2 separate regions of the Homo sapiens genome follow, and region 1 is linked to region 2. A link is a contact called in ENCODE Hi-C or POLR2A ChIA-PET data. All regions are on one chromosome and are shown on one strand. The core of a region is the stretch at or near the end of the contact, and the rest is flanking DNA. Distances in the headings are between cores, read along the strand shown.

The links. Hi-C counts contacts between places; a loop is a spot of excess contacts on that map. ChIA-PET counts read pairs that join two places held with the same protein, here RNA polymerase II (POLR2A). Pooled maps may share reads with other maps.
Region 1: a pooled map shows a loop between it and region 2 (2.3-fold over the local background). The contact joins the promoter of RPL7A here to the enhancer-like site in region 2. A Hi-C loop is called at or near these places in 2 of 168 maps with a recorded cell type or tissue (esophagus muscularis mucosa and naive thymus-derived CD4-positive, alpha-beta T cell), 3 of 37 single-sample maps with no recorded cell type and 9 of 50 pooled maps. POLR2A ChIA-PET finds 5 or more read pairs at or near these places in 5 of 52 experiments (A549, H1, HEK293T and 2 more).

What each region holds. Positions count from the first base shown.
Region 1 is chr9:133,344,899-133,350,133 of GRCh38, forward strand. It overlaps RPL7A (ribosomal protein L7a), which reads left to right and starts at 3,320. Exons shown (of 8, transcript NM_000972.3): 1 at 3,320-3,348; 2 at 4,024-4,144; 3 at 4,653-4,802; 4 at 5,014-5,154. The coding sequence starts at 3,346. MED22 (mediator complex subunit 22) reads right to left here and starts at 3,233. Exons shown (of 5, transcript NM_133640.5): 1 at 3,024-3,233; 2 at 1,642-1,802; 3 at 274-354. The coding sequence starts at 1,764. It overlaps SNORD24 (small nucleolar RNA, C/D box 24), which reads left to right and starts at 4,498; the gene lies at 4,498-4,572. SNORD36B (small nucleolar RNA, C/D box 36B) reads left to right here and starts at 5,196; the gene lies at 5,196-5,235. RefSeq lists enhancers at 806-1,309, 1,310-1,811, 3,116-3,410, 3,272-3,741.
Region 2 is chr9:133,101,967-133,107,169 of GRCh38, forward strand. It overlaps RALGDS (ral guanine nucleotide dissociation stimulator), which reads right to left. Exons shown (of 18, transcript NM_006266.4): 7 at 5,119-5,203; 8 at 4,679-4,782; 9 at 3,966-4,050; 10 at 2,297-2,365; 11 at 1,781-1,867; 12 at 1,264-1,296; 13 at 813-934; 14 at 510-605; 15 at 1-173. Among named protein-coding and RNA genes, the nearest start is that of RALGDS, 17 kb to the right of the region's middle. RefSeq lists an enhancer at 1-435. Within about 2 kb of position 1,410, at least 8 of the 41 ENCODE cell types and tissues checked have a DNase peak (open chromatin) inside an H3K27ac peak, as active enhancers do.

The DNA.
Region 1 (5,235 bases), core at 2,070-4,569, 240 kb after region 2:
GCACGGCTACAGGACGGGCATGGGTGGCTCTCTGCCCAGCCCTCCTCCAAGTGCCCCACGTGAGGACAGTCTCCTGAGAAATGATTTGCCCCCACCTCATTCTTTAAAGCTGCCGAGTGGTGAAACCAAAGCATCTCTACATTTGCCTCCTTCTGCTCCTTCTCGGGGGAAGAAGACCAGACCAGCCCCAGAGCCCCCTCCACTCCACCCAGGAAACCTGAGGGGACTGATGCTCTTGGAGCCCAGGCCGTGCCCTCCACCCTGGCCACTCACGATGTTGGCGGCTCGCACATGCATCTCGTAATTGTCCTGTTCACCCTGAGTGGCCCGTGACACCTGCGTCTCGTCCTCAATCTGGGGGAAAACAAGAAAACCTAGAAATCAACCCAGCCAAGGCATCCCCACCCCTGGCCCGGCCCAGCCCAGCTTACGGTAACTGTCATCTACCCAGGATGTCCACACTGGCCACAACCTGTCTGTGGTGCCATCTACAGACCTAAGCGCTGTCAGCCAGACCTCTGACAAGGTTCAATTCCACCCTCTCTTGTTCTGGCCATGGGAGACAACATGCACCTTTGCTCAAGACAAATAGAGGCAACCCACGCTGCTTGCTGTACTAGGTGCAGGGATGGGGGCTTATCTTGGCCCGGTCTTTTTGGGCTGTGGGAGCCCTGTTTGGTAGGAACCGTTGTCACTTGCTTGGCATTTGGTAAACTGTTGGATGAGTGAAGGGATGATTTAAGTTTTTTTTCGCGACCATTTCCTGATCACTTCCCAGGTGCCAGGCTGTGTCATGCACTTGACCACCATTAACCCATGCCAGTTTCACAGAAGCCTGGCCTGCCACCCCTGGTGTATAGGTGGCCAAGCGAGGCTGGATGGGGCTTCCCGGCAGGCCTTGCAAAGGCTCAGTTCGGGGTGGGTGTCAGGTACCCTCAGTGGTTAAGACCCAGACTTCGTGGGTTCAAATCCTGGCTCAGCCAGTTGTGAGCTGAGTGACCTTGGGCAAGTCACTAAGTCTCCTGGGCCTGGGTTTCCTCCTGAAATGAAGAGGACAACAGTGCCCACCTCACAGAGTCCTCATGAAGATTCAGCAGAACAGGCACAGATAACCTCACAACGTGGCTTGATACATGGCAAGCACTAAGTACATGCTAGCTTCCATCCTCATCATCATCGCTTATGGAGCCTGCCAGGTCTGCAGCAGCCAGGAGGGATCCAGCCCAATCTGATGCAGCTGTAGCTGCAGTGGTCAGCAGGCTTGCAGGCCCCAGTGCTGACCGCTCCACCTGCCTGGAGGCCCCCCCCCACTTCTCCCCTCAGTCTGCTTTTCTCCTGCTCATTGGCTGTGTGCCAGGCCCCGAGGTAACTGTTTTACACAGATAAACTCACCAGTCATCACAAGGACCCCACCATGCAGGAGAAACTGAGGCACTAAAAAGTGAAATCTCCATCCAAATCCATACTGTTAGTAAGGGCTGGACGTGCCATTATTTGGTTTGCTTATCTACTGACCAGCTCCCTGTGCACTGGGTGCTTCCTGCCTAGAACACTATTCACTCGCGCTGCTCAGCCCCTGGCCTCTCCTGTCTCCACCCCTTCTCAGACTCTGCTCCCCTTGGTGGGCCACCCCACCCCCACCTTGGCGGTCTTGATGATCTCGGTGAAGTTGTCCATGATGGACTTAATGTCGTCCTTCAGCCGCTTGTTGTAGGACTGCAGCAGCGTCTCCTTGCTCTGGGGCAGGGCTCTCTGCTGGGCCATGGCCGAGCCTCAAGCAGCGCAGCGGGGAGACCTGGGACCTAGAGTGCAGCACAGACCTCTGAGTGCAGGCAGAGTCTACCCCAGCCACCCTCTATGCCCCAACCTTAGCAGAACACGCAGATTTCTGGGGATTCCCTTTCTGCCAAATAAAGTCAATCACTGAAACACAGATGAACTCATTCCATCAGCAGACACCGCAGGGGGTGCCAGGACTGGCCCCGCCTTTGCCAGAGCAAGCTCATCCTGGAACTCCTGGCCAGCCCTCCAAGCCCTGTCCAGGGCTCCAGTCCAGACTTCACGTCCAGGCCCACAGCGTGTCCCAGGGAGCCCTGCAAACTCAACACCAGCTCCCCGTCCCCAGCCCTTGGCTTAACTTCTTAGCCCGCCGCCACCTTCGCCACGCCCTCCCATCCGAAGAGTCCTTCCAATTCGACCCCTCTGCACCGCCTACATCCACGCTTTCCTTCCACTCCCACTCAGGCTGCCCCGCTCCAGACCTCATCCCTGCACTGCGGGCCCCGCTCCCTCCAGTCTCTGCGCGGCAGGGAAGAGGTCCTAAAAAGTGGTCATTCCAACCGGGCGCGGTGGCTCACGCCTGTAATCCCAGCACTTTGGGAGGCCGAGGCAGGGATCACCTGAGGTCAGGAGTTTGAGACTAGCCTGACCAACATGGTGAAACCCCAACTCTACTAAAAATACAAAAATTAGCCGGGCGTGATGGCAGGCGCCTGTAATCCCAGCTACTCGGGAGGCTGAGGCAGGAGAATCGCTTGAACCCGGGAAGCACAGGTCGCAGTGAGCCGAGATCGCGCCACTGCACTCCAGCCTGGGCGACAGGGGGAGACTACGTCTCCAAAAGAAAAAAAAAAGGGGGGTAATTCCACTCCCTCGCTTAACATCCCTCATGGTTCCCCGGTGCGCCGGGACAAGGGGCTCAAGTTCCGCGCCGCGCCTCTCGGCCTCTGCCCTCCAGCCGCACTGGACGGCCTCGGCGCTGGAGTTGCCTGGCCCTGGGGCCGGGCCTTTGCGCGCGGTGCTCAGGGAGGGCCCGGGGCCCCCTAGGTTCGGAGTCTGGCGCACGACCGAGCGGACTCCTGGACGCACTCGCATTGTTTGTGCCCATTTTTGGCGGGGTGTGGGAAATAAGTCACACGCAGGAAAGGGGATCTCCGACCCCAGCGCCTACGCACCCACCCACCCCCACTCCCGCCCACACACCCACCCCCCCTCCATCCCCACCCCCCACCACACCCTCATACCCGCCCCAGCGCCCGCACACCAGACGCCGCGTCCGCCGGGTCGGCCTAGGGCGGGGTGGTCAAGTGCCTCTGCGACCCGCACTTTCCCGCGTCTCTCCCACGGCCTGGCCCTCCCGCCGCAGTCTCTCTTCCCCGCCGCGCCGCGGTCCGAAAACCTAGTCAGCCGCCGCAGCCTCTCGGCCCCGCCTCGATTTTTAGCTTTATAGGAATGCTGTTGCTTTAAATCCGAAATCCCGTGCCGGTATCAACTCTCGCGATCTCCGAGGCCGCATACATATTACCCACAATTCCCTTTCCTTTCTCTCTCCTCCCGCCGCCCAAGATGGTGAGTGAGCTGTAGTTCCGTGGCACTATAGCCAGGTTCCGGCTGTATCCGCTGCCATCCTCCTCCAGGCGCGGCCTCGGAGGGCCTCCTGCTCCTCCTGGCGCTAGGAGAGCCCCACTCGGTGTGGCACGGAGACACCGAGGTGGATTAGAGCCCCACTTGGTGTGGCACGGAGACATTGAGATGGACTAGAGCCCCGGGCGGCCGAGAGCGGAATGCGTTGTTCCCGGTGTCGCAGGGCTGGGTGTCGCAGGCCTGGAGCACCGCAGTGCGGGGCTCGGAGCCCTAGCGTCTCTCGGGCTTGCTGGGGGCCGCTCCAGAGGCCTTGTGAGCGACGAGTTCTGAGCCCGCCCCTGTTGCTTCTAGAGCCTGTGGGGCCGCGACTCAGAGGAGTCATGAGTCCGGGGTGTCTCCTGGGTGGGCGACGCGAAGAGAGCGTGGTCTCGGGCTTAGCCTTGCTCTGGCCACTCGGGGTTCCCGGGGCTGCATGCTTGTGCGGCTGAATGTGAGATGCTCCTGTCGAGGGGTGGTGCTGGGGGGTTGCAGAAAGCTGCTCGCCAGCTTAGTTCAGGCAGGTGCTGTCAGCGTCCCTTGTTTTGGAGGAGCCAGCCTGAGCCCTACCCCCGACGAAGCGAGTGGAGGCGGCGGTTTAACTGACGTTTTCTTTCTGCCCAGCCGAAAGGAAAGAAGGCCAAGGGAAAGAAGGTGGCTCCGGCCCCAGCTGTCGTGAAGAAGCAGGAGGCTAAGAAAGTGGTGAATCCCCTGTTTGAGAAAAGGCCTAAGAATTTTGGCATTGGTAAGTAACAAACGGCAGAATGAAAACGGTCTATGTTTTTCTCAAGGGAAGGTGGTAATTGGGTTGTGTTGTATCTTGTAGGTTTTAGTGGGTGTAAAGTGGTCGCAGTCCTTAATTTGTGTCTCTTAGAGACGGGGGCAATGATACATGCTTCTTGCTTTCATTGGGAGTTGCTGAGCGAGCATTCAGCTCAATATGGTAGTGGCCTTGAATTCAGCTTAGCCATCTGGAAACAAGTACAGTAGCAGTGTCGCAGCGAGGTACTAGGACTGCAATTCTGCTGTACTTCGTGGCACCTTGGCTTCTTGTTAGATGAGGAAAAGCATCGTGCTCTTTGTTCTCAGGTGTTTGTGTGCAGATGATGTAAAAGAATATTTGCTATCTGAGAGATGGTGATGACATTTTAAACCACCAAGATCGCTGATGCACCAACACCCTTCCTAGTGGCCCCAGACATGAACTTGACATGGAATTTGAGCCTCACTCGGTGTCACCCTTTACTTCTCAGGACAGGACATCCAGCCCAAAAGAGACCTCACCCGCTTTGTGAAATGGCCCCGCTATATCAGGTTGCAGCGGCAGAGAGCCATCCTCTATAAGCGGCTGAAAGTGCCTCCTGCGATTAACCAGTTCACCCAGGCCCTGGACCGCCAAACAGGTGAGGTTCTGTGGCGTGGAAAGGAGTTTCTCAGGCAAGGATTCCTTATTTCATCCAGAACATGAGGGGGATGGTCTTAGGCTTCTTGAACTGCAGTTGTCATTAAATTATAGTCATATAGCAGGACCGCAGTCCAGCATTTGTTATTAAGTGTTAAGTGACAAGGATTAGAACCTTGACTCCAAGCCTAAACTGAAGAGTGTTTTTCCAGCTACTCAGCTGCTTAAGCTGGCCCACAAGTACAGACCAGAGACAAAGCAAGAGAAGAAGCAGAGACTGTTGGCCCGGGCCGAGAAGAAGGCTGCTGGCAAAGGGGACGTCCCAACGAAGAGACCACCTGTCCTTCGAGCAGGTGAGTAGGCCCCACCTTAGGGTGAACACTGGGGGCGGGCTGTTGCAGTGATGTAAAATTTCTTGGCCTGAAATTACTGTG
Region 2 (5,203 bases), core at 160-2,659:
GGACGAAGCTGATGTTGATCTCCTCCACGTCGGAGCTAGAGGAGCCGGCCGAGTGCACGCTGAGCGCGTCAGCGATGTCCCCGCTGCTGAGGTAGGGGCCACACCTGAGCTGGTCACAGGACTTGGAGTGGGAGCTGCCACTGGTACTGAGCTCAGTGCTGGGGGCCTGGCGGCTGGGTGAAGAGTTGGCTTAGTTAAGGGGGCTCCCCAAGGACACATCCCAACCCCACAGCCCCTGCACCCTGCGCCCAAGGACTGTGCAAAGTGCTGGGACAGTTGCCAGTACTCCATTCACCACAGCCATCTGGGAGAGCATTTAGTATCACCCCATTTCACAGAGGAGGAAACTGAGGCCCAAAAAGGTGAGGGGACTCATCCCAGTCTCAGGGCCAGTCAGCAGCAGGGTAGGATTCCAGGGCCAGCCTCCCTGACTCCCTGAGCCCAGGCTCAGCCCTGAAGCTTCTGAGCCCCAAGGCAGCTGCCCCTACCACCCTTGGCCAGGCCCTTACTCGCTCCAGCGCTTGACAATGGCTGTGTTCTTCTTGGTCCTGAGGGTGTTGCTGGCTGACTCGGATGGGGGCTCCAGCTCGCACGACAGGTTGTAGCTATGAGCAGAGGGGCAGTGGTGTGACAACCAGGGGCCATGCTCCGGCCTTCCCCCAGCACCTGCCCAGAAGCTGGAGTCGGGGTGCCCCGGCCATCCTCAGGCAACAGGGGCTGAGGCTGACCATGGGTCATAGCTGCTGGCCCTCTGGAGCTGGCCCCCTAGGACAGCCTGCCCCCACTGTCCCCATTTGCTGCCCCGGCCTCACCTCTCAGTCTCGCTGAGCCGCTCCACGGCCCGGAACCAGGCCCCAAATTGCTCATCTGGCGCGATGCTGTAGTTGTTGCAGGCCGACTGCAGCAGCTTGATCTGGGCGATCACCTCGAACTCCTGGGGCCAGAGGGAAGCACAGGGCGGTGACAAGGCCCCCCGGGCAGCACAGGGGCCAGTCTCTGGGTCTTTGTTCTTGGGGTCCCTTCCTCCCCTCTACTCCCATCCAGGCCTTCCTGTTCTCAAAGTTGGGCTCAGCCACTCCCCAGGAGGTGGTCCTGGATTATAACCTCCTACCCTCACCCTCCAGTGGGAGGGGACCCCCTTCTCTCTGTGTCCAAATGTCCCATGTCCCATGAATCTAAGGAGAGGGTAGGAGTTGAAATGTCCTACCCTGGTGGGTCTGTTTTCCACCCCTCCCCAAGTCAGGGCTGCCTGCAGCTGCTTACCTTCCTCCTCTTCTCAAAGTTGATGAGTCTGCCCTGGAAGGTGGACACCCAATGGCCGTCAGAAAGTGACCCCTTGACCATTACAGTCTCCCCACCTCATGCTGCACTATCAAGAGTGCCCACCAGGGGGCAGGGCACGCACACCCCTGGATTGAAGCCGGTGCTGGGCACCAGGGCAAGGGGACATGCGGGCAGAGGCTTGGGGACTTCTTGTCCAGCACTCTCGGAGGACAATGGACTGAGGCCTTGGGTGAGAAGGCCCTGCTCAGCCACCACGTGCCGCCTGACCGCTGAGGGCCTGGCTTCCCTCTGTGCTCAGGGTCACTGCCTGAGGGATGGGCTGTGTCCCACTCAGCCAAACCCTGCTGCAGCTCTGTGTTTGGGCAGCCCTGGGGTGTCACCAGCAGGGCACTGAGCTGTTTACTCATTGCTGGGACAGGTGTGGCAGCCCAGCCCCCAGGGCTCAGGGAAGGTCTCTCCTCCCGGGCCCTACTCCAGCCCCGCCCGGCACACTCACATACAGATAGTCCTTCATGGCAGTGTCCAGCATCACCAGGTCGGTGAGGAACGTGCCCAGGTAGGGAACGGTGCCCTGGATGATGCCCTGTGACATTGGGGTAGGAGGATGAGCAAGGCCCCTCCCCTGAAGGCTTTCTCAGCCCCCAGCCCCAACTGGTCTCACTTGGAACAGCTGGGGGACCTCTGGGGGCCTCCTGGGGCCCACTGTCTCCCTGGACCCCAGACTCCCTCTAGCCATCTCCCTGGCTGGCATCTGGGAAATGCCAGGTTCCCAAGTCGTGTGGCCCCTGGCCCTCCCCAGCCCCACACCCGCCTGAGCCGGCTCTGCCAGGCCTGTCCTTTCGTGGCTGCAGCTGGTCTTCCCAGATACCAGCTGATCCAGGTGTGGCTCTGCTAGGGTCCAGAGGAGGCTACCTCTAATGGGGCCCATAGGCACCGTGGCTAGAGAGGAAAGGGCCCTCCTCCCTACCCCCAGGCCAGCCCCCTGCCCCTCCGCGGCCTTGGGCACTCTCACCGTCTCCTTCGGCCGTTTCTGGGCTCTCTTGGGGTTCATCTCCAGGGTGGCAAACTTGGAGGTGCCCTCCTGCCAGGGTAGAGGACAGGGTCAGCAAGGCCCTATCCCCTCAGCCCTCAGGCACCCTGACCTGGGGTGCTGCCAGTGTGGTCGGGTTCCAGGGCTGACCCTGTATCAATACTCACTAGTGTGGGGTCCTGGGCCGGTGGCCTGGCCTTCCTGAGCCTGCCTCCCCCTCTGGAAAGTGCGGATGAGAACTCCGCCTGCTGCATGGTGCGGTGGCTCACGCCTGTAATCCCAGCATTTTGGAAGGCCAAGGCAGGTGGATCACTTGAGGTCAGGAGTTTAAGACCAGCCTGGCCAACACAGTGAAACCCCATCTCTACTAAAAAATACAAAAATTACCTGGGTTGGTGGTGCACACCTATAATCCCAGCTACTTGGGAAGCTGAGGCAGGAGAATCCCTTGAACCCAGGAGGTGGGGATTGCAGTGAGCCGAGATCACGCCATTGCACTCCAGCCTGGGAGACAGAGCGAGACTCCTTCTCTAAACAAATAAAAAAACTCCACCTGCCTCGCAGGGCCTCAGAGACTCTGCGCTACAGTCCTGTTATGGCTGCACACTCCTTTCTCCCTTGAACCTTCCATAAGGTCAGCACCCCAGGGCTGGCATTCCTCCATTTTCTAGATGAGGAAACTATGGCCCTGAGATGGGCAGTGACTTGCCCTGGGCCCCCCAGGGACTCAGAACAGGCTCTTCTGTCCTAGCCAGAGGCTCTGCCCCATCTGCCTTTACCCGTTTGGTCACTGATCAGGGTACCGTCCTCTGGGCTTCTCGTGCATGCCAGGGCCCCCAGTGGAGCTGTGCCACGGAGGGAGAGGGACAGGTGTCCCAGGAGCCCCCTGCGATGCTCCCCTGTAGGGAACTCTGTGTGTGTCCACGCAGGAGGGGGGCCCTAGATGCCATTTCACTGACCGGGTATGCCAGGGGCACCAGGCAGTGACACTTGACTCCCTCTGAGGCCTCGTGAATCCATTAGTCACTGAAAGTTCTCCTCAGTCATCTGGGGTATCCGCCACAGCTAATGGGGTGCCATGGGAAGAATTCTACAGGGTTCTCTGGTCAGTGTCTCTTCTCGGGGCAGGGTAGGGAAGCCACATGGGGCCTCCAAATCTGCCTCCCAGGTCTGGCCACCTGGCCCCTGGCATCCCCTGCAGCTCCTGTCCCTGGGGTAGGCAGGCTGCCCTCTCCTTGGGTGTGTAGAGCAGACAGAGGTAGCGTCAGGAGCCTGGCCTCCCGGGGACAGACTGGGCCGGTGTGGGGGCAGGAGCCGCATCCCCTTCCCACCCAGCAGGAGGGACCGGCGAGGAAGCCAGAGGCCTGCTGGTCCTGATGCCCATCTACTCCTCCTGGAACCTCCACTGCTACCCTTACTGTGTCCAATTAACTGGGGCCCTGTCCCTCAAACACCCAGGGGCCAAACAGATCCCTCTTCCCCCTTCACGCACACGGGAAAGGAACTTTCCCAGCAAGAAGCGAATGCCACCGCCCGCCGCCCCAGCCCCCGCCCCAGCCCCCGCCCCAGCCCCCGCCCCAGCCCCAGCCCCCGCCCCAGCCCCCGCCCCAGCCCCCGCCCCAGCCCCCGCCCCAGCCTGCCGCCACTCCACCTTGATGAGCAGCTCCCGGCTCAATGAGTAGTTGTTCTCATCTGAGAAGATCTCTGACAGCTTCTGAAAGATCCGGAAACTGTCCCTGTCAGAAGGGCAAAGAAGGAAAGAGAAAGCTGGGAATGGTAGGGAGGGGTGTGAGTGCAAATCCGTTTTATTTTAGAGCTGAAAGACCCCAGACTGCCTGAACGCAGCACACAGGGTACCCCAGAGCACTAACGCTCTGCAGGTCTGGGGAGGGGGCCTTCATGTTGGTGCAACAGGACCCCATTCCCGTTTCCACTGAGCAGCTATTTCCAAAGGGGTTTTTTTCTTTTTTTGGAGACAGTTTCAGTCACCCAGGCTGGAGTGCAGTGGCCAGATGTCGACTCATTGCAACCTCTACCTCCTGGGTCCAAGAAATTCTCCTGCCTCAGCCTCCCAAGTAGCTGGGATTACAGGCGTTAGCCATTGCGCCTGGCACAAAGGTTTTGATTTCAATTGGATGAGGGTTCTGTGGCTACAACACGAATACCTGAAAATCTCTGATGTGGCTCAACCCACCATCTGACAGCTTAGGAAGCCGAGCTCTGAGGCAGAGCTGCTGCCAACTCAGGTCAGTGAAGGGTCCCTGCCCTCAGGGTTTGTGGCCTCCCATGGGCTCACTAAGGGGGTGATGCCAGCCCTGTGGGAGGTCCCTGGTGCACCAGGAGCTCCTACAGAGGCATGCCCACCTGGAAACGTCTTCCCACGTCTTCTTCAGACGGTGGATGGAGTTGCTCTGCAGGGCAGAGAGGATGGCATACAGTGACGAGAAGTTCTTGAGGATCCGGCACTCCTGGGGCGGGAAGAGCAGGAGGCATGAGGTGGGGCTGGAGCTCCCAGCTTGCCTGGCCTCAGTCCCCCTTGGCCAAGCCTCCCCTCCTAATGAGACAGACACCCAGGGAGTCCCCAGAGGGCACGCCTGCGACCCGGGGGTGACAGGAGGATTTTAGCTCAACCCAAGGAAAGAGTGTAAGGAAGACGTGAGCATCCAGGCAGTGGGCTGGGAGAGTCAAGGCCAGCATGCCCCTGGGAAGGGTAGACTGGGGCCTGTACAGGGCCTTGGACTGCAGACCACAACCTGAGAACAGATGAAGCCAAAGTGGGGGCCCAGGCCCCTCCTCTGGCATACCCTGGCCACCTCGATCCAGTGCTCCACCACCCTGGCCCTGTCTGGGGCTTTCGTGCTTCGGTTCCCGAGGCAGGTGGTGATGACA